Linked DNA regions of Homo sapiens: region 2 is linked to region 1. Evidence: read pairs that join two places in POLR2A ChIA-PET (ENCODE). Cell type or tissue: Caco-2. All regions are shown on one strand. Region 1 has its middle 11 kb from the start of USP54. Region 2 overlaps CDH23 (cadherin related 23).

Region 1 (2,500 bases):
GGCTCGCGCCTATAATGCCAGCACTTCGGGAGGCTGAGGCAGGCGGATCACCTGAGGTTAAGAGTTCGAGACCAGCCTGGCCAACATGGTGAAACCCCATCTCTACCAAAAATACAAAAATTAGCTGGGTGTGGTGGCGGTCACCTGTAATCCCAGCTACTCAGGAGGCCGAGGCAGGAGAATCGCTTGAACCCGGGGGGCGGAGGTTGCAGTGAGCCGGGATCGCGCCACTGCACTCCAGCCTGGGTGACAAGAGTGAAACTCTATCTCAAAAAACTACCTATCAGGTACTATGCTTATTACCTGGATGATGAAATAATTTGTACATCAAACCCCTGTAACATGCAGTTTACCTATATAGCAAACCTGCGCATGTACCCTGGAACCTAAAATAAAGGTTACAAATAAATAATAAATGATATTTCTTTTCTAAACCAATTTCATGTTTAAGAACCTTACTTAAAGTGAATAGGAAAGTTTGGGTAAATTAAAACAAAACAGGATCATGTATAGGAGCTCTGAAATCCAACACAGAAGTCTTCTAATGTGGGGTAAGTTCCATCAATAAAAGCTCCAAAACAAGTCATGAAGATCCTTGAAAATAAAAAAGGAGCTCCTGGGATTCTTATTTCCTAGAGAAATGAAACCAGTCAAGACAGTGTAGGAAACAAAATTGTTAAGTCATGGAAAGTCACCTCAAAAAGAAGCAGTAGAATAAAGTTAGAACCACCTAAGCTTTGCTTTCCTCAATACCACCATACACTTTACTGCAATCCTCAACTTAGAGAAAGACTGAATGTGTATGTCACCTTCAACCTGATACTCACACACACATTTCAAAAGCTTCCCCAAAAATGCCTTTTTTTTTTTTCCTTTTTGCTACTCACCAAGTGCCTGAAGTGTCAATCATTTCCTGCTTCTCCCAGCTGCAGGACTTGGAACTAGGAAAACATTCAGTCAGCGTCTAGAGCAGGTCTGGTTAGAAGGATGAGCTCATCCCTTTCAGATGCACACCTGATCCTCAAGAAGCTGCCCCTCCTCCAGCAAGCAGATCTTTGTATGTTTAAAGTGACACCCACAACCTGTACAACCACTTTGCCAGAGCCAAAGTAAGTCTTTCCTTATACATGCCTAGTGCCATGGAATCATTTCCTGGTCTAGCCACCTCACACAGCCACTGAACGCAGGTGGCAGTGGCAACAGCTGCTGCTGCTGCTACTATGGCTTTGTTAGAGAAGGACTTCATTTTCAGCTACAACGGAGGTCAAGTCCTTCACCACTGCCCTGGAAACACTGCACTGTTTGTTTCAACAGCCCCTTGCCCACAGTCAGATCTTACCAGAATCATGCCTTCTTTCAAAACTCACAACCATTTTTCTGAACCAACAATGTAGCACCTCAACATCTGCCTTATTCCATTTGCCCTGTCTAAAAGTTAAATTAGCCAAGGCAGCTAAATGTACTGTATGTATTTAGAGCTAAAATGTTCCCAACTCAGGTTTGCCCTCAGTTTTACTACCTCTAAGAAAACCTTTATTCTGCCATAGCAGTCTATTTATTGGTAAAGTATACAGTAATCCTAATACAGAGATATGTAAACTTCACTTCATGAAAAAATAGTATAATAGCCGGGCACGGTGGCTCATGCCTGTAATCCCAGCACTTTGGGAGGCCGAGGTGGGCAGATCACGAGGTCAGGAGATCAAGACCATTCTGGCTAACACTGTGAAACCCCATCTCTACTAAAATTATAAAAAAATTAGCCGGGCGTGGTGGCGGGCATCTGTAGTCCCAGCTACTCAGGAGGCTGAGGCAGGAGAATGGCGTGAACCCAGGAGGCAGAGCTTGCAGTAAGCTGAGATCATGCTACTGCACTCCAGCCTGGGTAACAGAGCAAGACTCTGATTCAAAAAAAAAAAATAGTATAATAGTGGCCAGGCACTGTGGCTCATGCCTATAATCCCAGAACTTTGGGAGGCCAAGGCGGGTGGATCACCTGAGGTCAGGAGTTCAAGGCCAGCCTGACCAAGGTGAAAACCTGTCTCTAATAAAAATACAAAAATTAGCCAGGCGTGGTGGTGTGCGCCTGTAGTCCCAGCTACTTGGGAGACTGAGACAGGAGAACTGCTTGAACTCAGGAGGTGGAGGTTGCAGTGAGCTGAGATCGCACCACTGCACTCCAGCCTGGGCGACAGAGCAAGACTCTGTCTCAAAAAAAAAAAAAAAAAAAAAAAAATAGTATAATAGTGGTACAAAATATCTTCAATCAGAAGTACATGGGTTCCAAATAGTTATTCAACAAACATTTCTATACACCTATTATGTGCAAGTATCTCTGATAGGGTGCTGAACTGGGCTTTTGAAAACAGCATCACAAAAATCTAAGAAAGAACTCATCCCACCCTAATTAGCCTTCCCCAGGACCTTTGCAGTATTTTTACTTCAGTCATCACAAGCTTCTAATACGCTAACAGGCTGTCTAAGGAGTATAAACTATGTC
Region 2 (2,500 bases), 2.0 Mb before region 1:
CTCCTACCCCCACTACTCCTAGAACAATAATAATAGCTCTCCTCTATTGAACACTTATTCCGTCCCAGATGCTTGACCAAGATTTGGCAGCTCACCCACAGTAGCCCTATCAAATAGGCTGCATTCTTCCCATTTTACAGATGAGGAAATTGAGGCTCAAGGATATAAAATTGTGTATGCAAAAATCACACAGCTGTAAAAGGCAGTGCCTGAGCCTAGGCTCAACTCCAGAGGTTGTGGCTTCCAAGGTTCTATACCCTGGAAGCTCAGGTCATGGGGCTCTTCCCTGGCAGACCCGAGTTGGGGACAGGGTTGGTTTTGGTGAGGGCAGCACTGACTCTGGGGGCCCCACTCCGCACTCCAGATTCCCAGCCCCGATCCAGCTTGGGCTGAGGGTGTCACACCAGCCCACCAACCAGAACTCCCTGGGTGCCTCACAAGAGCCCTGGCCCTTTATCTTGCCCCAGCATCCCCCTACCCCCCGACCCCAAACATAAAGGTGGCCTTGGTCCTTGCTGTGGCTCCTGAGGCCACCCTGCCTTCACATGACCCTGGTCCTTCCTCTTCCATGAAAAGGAATTAAGACCTCCTCCAAGGGCACATTGTAGTTTACAGGGTTGGTTGACGGTCCCCTAGCATTTGAGGTACAAAGAAAAGAACACACAAGGTCCCTGCCATAGGGAATTTCCTGGCTTAGGCAAGAAAACACAATTCACATGCTTACAAAACACGGGGGAGCAGAGAAATGATACTGTTTTCATTTAATTCTGTGAGATGTGCTTACCCTCCCCACTTCACAGATGAGGAAATTGAGGCTTCAGGAGAGGAAGTGAGTTGTCTAAAGTCACACAGCTAGGAAGTGACCCAGCCTGTTCCTCAACGTTGAACTGTGCTCTCTTAACATTGCGTCACGCCCCTGGGTCACTAACCCAGGGGCCACCCTGACTGATGGCAGAGAGAGACAAACATCCCGGAGAGGCAAGCTGGTGTCACCAATAGCAGGGCAGTGCCTCAGGATGGGGAGGGCCAAAGAGCCAGAGAGACAAAGGAGGCATCTGCAGGCCTCGTTGTGCTGGAGGGAGCCTGGAGGCTGGCTCAGGCCTCCCTCCCTTTGGGGGCCCAGGCCACCTGCAGCGGAATGCGCCAGTGCTGAGAGCCCTCAGGTAATGAATGACCAAGGGAAGCCATGCTTAGAAGTCAGGCCACCCAACCCAAAGGCAGGACCTAGACTGAAATCCACCCCTCTGAGGCAGGGAAAGGTCTGCATGCAGGTGGTTAAGTAGCGGAAATATCACCCTTGACCCTCCCTCCCAAGGGAGTATTTAACGAGCTGATGTCTGTTGAGGGCCCAACATGTAAGCTCAACAAACAGCTGGACAACCACGCTGGGTCAGCACACGGAGCCGGGTCTGCTGGGACAGACTCAGGTCGGCTGGCTCTGGGAGCCTTAGAGAGACTAGGAGGGAGCAGTGGCTCATCTGACCCTTCTCAAAGCTACCCCCCACTTCCAGGAATGGGAGGCAGGGAGGGGGCAAGGTCTAGGGAAGTTGCGGGGCAGCCCTCCTGGCAGCCGGCTGATAAGGCGCTGCCCTCGTGGGGGTGGGAAAGCTGCAGCCCTAGGAGCAAAGTGCAGGAGCTACACGGGGAGGGACCGGCAGGGAGCCAGGAGGGATTTCATGTGTCCTTCCCCTCCCAAGAAATAAATAAAGCTAAGCTGTCACCTCGGCCTCCCCGCGGGCAGCTGCCAGCTCCGCAGCCTGTAGTGGCTGGGCTCTGGCTCCGGGACCCGCGGTGGGCGCTATCAGCCTTCTCATCGCCTCTCTCAGCTGGAGGAGAATTTAATCCACAGGCTCCTCTCCACACACACTAGGGCTCCTTTTGATGTTTCTGTTTATCTCCCTTCCAACAAAATCGCCCCTCTGCAGCTCCAAGAGCCCCTCCAGCCTCCTCCGCATCTCCACCCCATGAAGGCAGTCCCCCAGCCCCCTGTGGGACAAGGGCAGGGAGGAGGCCTAGCAGGAGCAGGGAGGTGGGTGTGCCCTCCACCAGTCCAGGCTTTGTGCCCTGACCTGAGCTGAGGTGCTTGTGGGCCTCCTTCTGCCACGTGTGGCACAGGGAGGGGTTCACTATGCCAGCTCCTGGCATCGCACTTGGAGCAGCGTTCTGTAGTGGGAAGGCCAGGAGAGCTGCATGGTTAAGAGCTCTGACTCCGAGGCGGGGTGGGGGCAAACTTGAGTTCCAAGCCTTCCTTGGCTGCTGTGTGGCTTGAACACTTACCCCCTCTGGCCCCAGTTTCTTTCTCCAAGAAAAGGAGTGGACTGACGCTGTCTTTGGGCCATCGTGTGGATTCTGGTTAAGGTGTGTGACGCCTGTGTCATAGCCGGGCTTCACAAATGGAAGCTGTTGTCATAAAAGGCTCAGCAGCACAGGACTGCGATCAGTAGGGGTTTTGCACCAACTTAGCAAACTGGAATATCTCTCTCTCACACACACCCCTATC

The links. Peaks named below come from ENCODE experiments on the same cell type or tissue, not always from the same donor. Only the 100,000 strongest peaks of a DNase experiment are listed, where the experiment ranks them.
Region 2: POLR2A ChIA-PET joins it to region 1 with 5 read pairs; 1 of 35 experiments calls an interaction of 5 or more read pairs at or near these places.

The regions. Positions count from the first base shown.
Region 1 is chr10:73,600,645-73,603,144 of GRCh38, forward strand. It overlaps a transcript of USP54 not described here. Among named protein-coding and RNA genes, the nearest start is that of USP54, 11 kb to the left of the region's middle. In Caco-2, no CTCF peak of the experiment used is centred here; a DNase peak (open chromatin) is centred at 1,037.
Region 2 is chr10:71,637,363-71,639,862 of GRCh38, forward strand. All of the region lies in intron 11 of CDH23 (cadherin related 23), which reads left to right. Among named protein-coding and RNA genes, the nearest start is that of C10orf105, 81 kb to the right of the region's middle. RefSeq lists enhancers at 770-1,064, 1,522-2,459. In Caco-2, no CTCF peak of the experiment used is centred here; DNase peaks (open chromatin) are centred at 1,019 and 1,609; H3K4me3 peaks cover 485 bases.